2 separate regions of the Homo sapiens genome follow, and region 2 is linked to region 1. A link is a contact called in ENCODE Hi-C or POLR2A ChIA-PET data. All regions are on one chromosome and are shown on one strand. The core of a region is the stretch at or near the end of the contact, and the rest is flanking DNA. Distances in the headings are between cores, read along the strand shown. Region 1 holds the start of LINC03069 (long intergenic non-protein coding RNA 3069). Region 2 has its middle 67 kb from the start of LINC03069.

Region 1 (3,168 bases), core at 238-2,737:
GCTTTTCAAGATAAAGAGTTCTGGAACTTGCTTGCACAAAAATGTGAACATACTTAACACTACTGAAGTATATATCTGATAAGATATACTGAATTATATATCTGATAACACATACTGAACACTATTTAAGTGTACAGTTAAGTACACTTAAAATGGTTAAGATAATAAATTTTATGTGTTTTTAAAGTCATAATTAAAAATTTAAAAATTAAGGCAAGTGATTTTTAATCCCCTTCTCTGTTTCAGATATGGTATTAATTTTAGCAGAGAGGAAGAAAGAAATATCTAGTAACTCCCAGGAAAATAGGCTCCCTGGATGCATAATCCAGAGATTATATATCAATGTGGTTGCACTTTGTGGCTGAATTTAGAAAACTCTAGCCTATAAAATTATAGTTGGTTACTAACATTTGGTCATCAATGAAATGACCGGAACAAAGGCTCTAATGACTAGGTTATCAGGAAACTTATCTGAATTCTCCATTGTGCTCTCAATGTGGACATACTTTTTATAATCAAAGTACCCATCAGCTAGAGCTGGAGAAGATCTGGGCTCTCTCACTGGTGCCACTGCTGATGGCATGTGTGGCTGGGCATTCTCAGCCTGTGTTCCTCGTTTACAAACAAAGATGGCCAGCTCATCCACATTGCTTGTGTTTCCTCATGGCATAATTTACTCCTTCCTGCTGCACAGGGAAATGTTTCTCTGTATGTGTTTAGTGGTATTGATTTCTATTTTTTACTCTATACCTGCTTTCTAAATTGTAACTATTAAAACATTTTTAAATTGTGGAATTAATAAAACTCTATTACTAATGTTCCAAAGAGAGCACAAGCCAGATATTTCAATTGAAGGAATTTAATAAAAGTAATTCACTATAGAGTTGCTGGAGGGGCTGAAAATAGGTGAGGTGCTGCTACTCTTAGGGTCATAAAGGGAAAAGATGGGAGTCCAGATTGACTAACAGGTGGGAGCTAGAACTACGAAGAAAGTCTGGTGGGAGCTGGGACCACGACATGGGCTGCAACTACGATGGAGCTGTTGGAGGTACTACGTGAGGGATGAGGAGGTGGGCCGCTCTCCCCTCCCACCCTCCAGTTTCCACCAGTGCTGCCCATTGATTTAACCTTAATGGAAGCCAGTGAGCAAGAGCATCTGGGAATTATAACTTGTAGAGATTAGCTCTCTACAGAGCAGAACGAGGGAAGGAAGTGTGAATGGATCTGACAGCCAACAGGCAAATGACCAGTACAAACAGCAAACTTCAAAACCATATATTTATTTATCAGGATTACAATTAGGTATGCCACCTCCCCTATAGATAAGTAACTACCTGGGACCAGGGATAGAGATAATTTGAAAGAGTCTTTGGCAAATAATTAATCTGAGTGTACTTAGACCCGCACTTCTTCACACAAGCAGATTAATTGTTTTTTAGTGAAGTATTCAAATGCAGAAACACTAAGGACTTAGAAACCAAAAATTAATTAGCGTGGGAGGAAGAGACAGTGAAGCAGCCCCTTAAAAATGGTCTTTCGGGTGGAAACACTTTATTTGGGAAGCAAAGTGCAAGATTCAGCAATAGAAACCACTCAGTGTCCTTGGTGAATGATTTGATCCTGGCCATCAGAACCTTTACTTCAGCCAGCAATAAACTCTTAGAAACAGAAGCTTCGAGGTATGTACTCCTGTTCTGCACGAACAAGTTTTCTGGTTGAACATGCTGAACCTCTTAAAAAATTCAGAACAAGTTTTCTCAGAGTTTACAAAGGGATTTCAATCACATGAAGAGAGGAAAACACACTGAGTCGTAACAGTGACATCAAAATACTTTTGAAGTTGACTGAAAATGTGGTTGCTTTTGTTTGAGAATGGCAAATTAAAGAATTGGATATTGGGTTCTTATCTCAGAAGAAACAAAGGAGGAGACCCTGAAAAACTGAACATGAAGAGGAAGAAGTGGAGTTATGCAACTCTTCATAAGGTTGGTGAAAATTGTTAAATCTTTGTGAGTGGTTCTACAGAAACTGCCTGAGTTGAATGGTATGGGAAACTTCTAGTCTAATGGATCTCCTATCTTGATGTCCTTGACTCCCAGCTCATCAGAGGCTTTAGTTTTCCTCTTTTTAATTTGCCTCTTAATGTTAGAGTTTAGCTGTAAAGATAAAATGTCTAAGTTCCTTGTAGTAAGATTTCTAAGGAATAACACCAGTACTACAAGTAATGCCTCCCTCTTGGGGGTGGTGGGGCATGTGTGTTTGTGTATTGGTGATAGCTATAAAATAGAAATAGAACTTAGGAATTTTTTCCAGAAGTGCCCCACTGTTAGACTGTTCAGCCCCATACAGGCTGCTGCTGGAACCCCAAGTGATGTCTTATTAAGTCTTAGATCAACGGCAACTGGCAAGATACCTGGAAAAGCATTTCAGCATTAAAACAGTTTTAGGTCAAATGAGGCCTGGGGAACTGCAGCTTAATTTGATCCATTGCAGCAAAGAAACAACTAAAGGCTTTTAGGTATTTGGTGGCACAGGTCCCACCAGAAAGTAATATTCAGCACTCTGGGTCAATTCAATATTTAATTATATCAGTTAAGAAGGGAACTAATCAAATACAGGCTTTGTGCAAACGCTCTTTCTATATTTAACTCTACATGCCATGAACCTGCTAGAGAGGAAAATTTGAGTTTAATAATATTTAAAAGCTCTTTAAAAGAAGCACCGTCTATCCCTTTATAGGGGCTTGCGTTTTAAAAAATAGAAAATCTATCTCTTCGGGGCTTAGTGGGAGTTAAGCCGCCTGAGAACTGGACAGTTACTCAGGAGATACTATGTGGAGATGAGAATGGTAGCTCTGTCACTAAATTAGAAGGAGCTGAGGCTCACAGGTACACACGCAGTGCTCCTTGTACCCATCCACGCCATTAGCGAGGCAACGTGGGAGAAACGCGTCTATTGTAATTCGTTCTGAGCATGCGCACGGCGTGAGCATGCGCAGCACTGTCAGAACGCAGGCCCTTTCTCGCTTCTTTTCCACCTTTGAGACTGCGCCTCTGGGTGCTGGTTGTAACCTGACTGTCTTCGCAGGAGGAGAGGAATGCAGTTCCCTAGGGACGCTCCCCGTTTCTTGATTCCCTTTAGGTATATTTATTCCTGCTTAATCCTCAC
Region 2 (3,168 bases), core at 174-2,673, 67 kb before region 1:
TATATTGAAATTGGAGCACAATCTTAAATAGAAGTGGTGATGATTGACTTCCTTATATTGCTCCTGACTGTACTGGAAAAGTTGGTCAGGGAGAGAGATTACTGTAAATAATGGTAAGGGAAACTCTTATATTCTATTTTATTAATAGTTTTTTTAAAAATTAGAAACTGATAGTGAATTTTATCCCATGCTTTACTTTCTATCAGGATGGTTATATGAATTGTTTATTTTGTCCAATTGATGTTGTAACATATATCAATCCATTTTCCAAGTTGGAGCGCCATTGCATTCCTGGAATAAACCCTACTTGGTTATGATGCATAACCTTTGTGTTATACATCTGAATTTAGTATACTAAGGTTTCATTTAGCATTTTTTTGTATCTATTAGGCATAAGTGTGGGATTAGTTACTATTGTGCTAATTTTGTAACAGAAATTGGTATGTTTCCATCTTTTTATGCTTGCAAAATTTAAATGATGTAGGGATTTTCTGTTTCTTGAAGGTGGTTAGAACTTCCGCAGACAAAAGTATAGGGTTTTTGTGTGGATCATATTTTAATAATTGCTTTTCATTTCTTTAATAATTTTGGTTTATTTGAGTTTTCTATTTCTTCTTGAGTAAGTCTTGTAATTTATATTTTTCTAGAAAATAATCCATTGACTGAGATTTTCGATTTAGTAAAATAGAATAACATATAGTTCCCTGATAATTTTTAAAGTAATCATATCTGTTGCTATATATACTTTCTCATCATTAATGCTATCCTTTTCTGTCTCTCTCTCTCTTTTATCTTTGGACTGGCCAGAGCGTTGTTTATCTTACTGGTCTTTTCAAAGAGCCTACACCTTTCCGTATGTGCTATGGAGACATGCACATACTACATACATCATGTGGCACAAGGAATTAGATCCTGCTAGCAACCAGTTGAGTGAGCTTGGAGACAGATACCCATCAGAAAAGCCTTCAGATAGGACGGCATGCCCAGCCAACACTTTGATTTGTGAGAGACGTTGAACCAAGGGCACCCTGCTAAGTTGCACCTGAATTCTTGCCCCACAGAGACTGTGACATAATTTGTGTTTTCTGTTTCAAAAAACTAATTTTGGGGGTAATTGTTATACAGCAATAGTCAACTAATATAGTAGATGATTGGGTCTCTTAGACATTTGTCAACGCTTTCTATTTGGTTTGTGCGGTCAGGTATTAAGGTCCCTGAGCTCTGTTGTTACAGAGAAATCAATCAACTAACACCAACTAAATAAATAAAATGTGCAAAGCGGGCCTTTCCTCTCAGAAGTCCCCTCTCTGTCACTAGAGAGAGAGCTGTTTTCCTTTCTCTTTCTCTCTCTCTTGCCTATTAAAACTTTGCTCCTAAACTAAAAAAAAAAAATTGTGTAAAGCAGAAGTCAGAGACTCTTAGATTGTGCAACTCTTGATTTGCATAACATCAACCTTTTGTAAGTTGTTCTATAAGGGAGAGAATATAGTTTTAGAGATGTGAAAATATTAGTGTGATATATGGAAATGTAAACTATCTCAGGCAGAGACGAATATTGGGAATAGAGAGGGAAAGGCAGAAGGCACTCACATGAGAGGGAAGGCCCTTCTGTTCAATCCCATGTGGTTTCTGGTACCATGTGTATTCTCATTGCATTATCTTGTGTTATTTTAGTTTATTAGTTTTATTCTCCCCTTTGCTTTATTTTATTCAGGACTAAAAATTGGCAAAGTAAGAGCAAGAAGAGAGGATCAGTTTCTAATTTAAGAAGAGGAATTTATAATAGAAAATAAAAATGTTAAAAAACCAAAGGCATCCACAGTCTAAATTTCATGAACTTCATTTGGGAAATATTTTTTAAATTATGGTAATTTATGGATAAAAAGCATGAAAGATGGGCTGGGGATGGTGCCTCATGCCTGTAATCCCAATACTTTGGGAGGCTAAGGCTGACGGATCATCTGAGGTCAGGAGTTCGAGACCAGCCTGGCCAACATGGTGAAACCCCGTCTCTACTAAAAATACAAAAATTAGCTGGGCATGGTGGCAGGCGCCTGTAATCCCAGCTACTCGGGAGACTGAGGCAGGAGAATCACTTGAACCTGGGAGGCAGAGGTTGCAGTGAGCTGAGATCGCACCATTGCACGCCAGCCTGTGCGACAAGAGCGAAACTCCACCTAAAAAAGAAAAAAAAATAAAAAAGCATGAAAAATGTTTTGCATCTTTGGAACTTACAGGGTTCACAAAGCAGGGTTCAGGAGAAAAAGTTACTCATAGAAATAGAGGACTGACTTACAAGGAAGATGATGAGTCATAGTTTAAAATGCTTGTCACTTAGCCTAATGACCGTCTAAGCAAAGTCTTGAAGTCAGAAAAAGGAAAGAGAAAGTACTGTGAACTCTTGCAGTATGAGGCTACTAGTGGGTCATGTCGGAATTTACATGATAAAAAAATGCATGTTGAGACTGCTGGAATAGACACAAAAAGCAAGAAAAAAAGTGGGAATATTAAAAAGAAATACAGGAGATGACACAGCACAGAAAGTCTTCAGAAAGTCTTATATGAATGAAAAGAGATTGACTGTAGAGAAAACATGCCCCTAAGAATATATATTTTCGAGAGTTAAAAGCAACTCCAGTATTGAAGGCTGTGAAAGATATACTTGACCTTGAGGCCAATGTCCTGAAAAAATGCAAATAGGAGCTGTTAGTCTTCTAATTTCTCCAAAGAGCTATGGGTAATTTAAAGGTCTTTGTGAAGTCTGTATTTTCAACGTACATCAAATCCATGCTTTGCAAGGCCTTCTTGAATGGGACTGTGATGTAATTTGGGGAGTGTCTGTATAATTATAATCCCTTCCTTCAAGGAGTTCATATTTGGCCATAAAGAACAATGCTCAGCCAGGAGCGGTGGCTCATGCCTGTAATCTCAGCACTTTGGGAGGCCAAGGTGGGTGGATCACTTAAGGCCTGGCCAACGTTGTGAAACCCTGTCTCTATTAAAAATAGAAAAACTAGCTGGGTATGGTGGCACGTGCCTGTTGTCCCAGCTACTCGGGAGGCTGAGGTACAAGAATTACTTGAACTCAGAAGGCGGAGGTTGCAGTGAGCCAAGGTTGTGGCACTGCACTCTAACCTGGGTGACAGAGTGAGGCTCTGTCTCAAAAAA

What was found. A loop is a pair of places that touch in the nucleus more often than their neighbours do. ChIA-PET counts read pairs that join two places held with the same protein, here RNA polymerase II (POLR2A).
Region 2: a map of heart left ventricle shows a loop between it and region 1 (4-fold over the local background). The contact joins the enhancer-like site here to the promoter of LINC03069 in region 1. A Hi-C loop is called at or near these places in 1 of 168 maps with a recorded cell type or tissue (heart left ventricle). POLR2A ChIA-PET finds 5 or more read pairs at or near these places in 2 of 52 experiments (AG04450 and OCI-LY7).

What each region holds. Positions count from the first base shown.
Region 1 is chr18:56,189,581-56,192,748 of GRCh38, reverse strand. LINC03069 (long intergenic non-protein coding RNA 3069) reads left to right here and starts at 1,487. Exons shown (of 9, transcript NR_148972.1): 1 at 1,487-1,985.
Region 2 is chr18:56,256,591-56,259,758 of GRCh38, reverse strand. No RefSeq gene overlaps it. Among named protein-coding and RNA genes, the nearest start is that of LINC03069, 67 kb to the right of the region's middle. Within about 2 kb of position 1,423, at least 2 of the 41 ENCODE cell types and tissues checked have a DNase peak (open chromatin) inside an H3K27ac peak, as active enhancers do.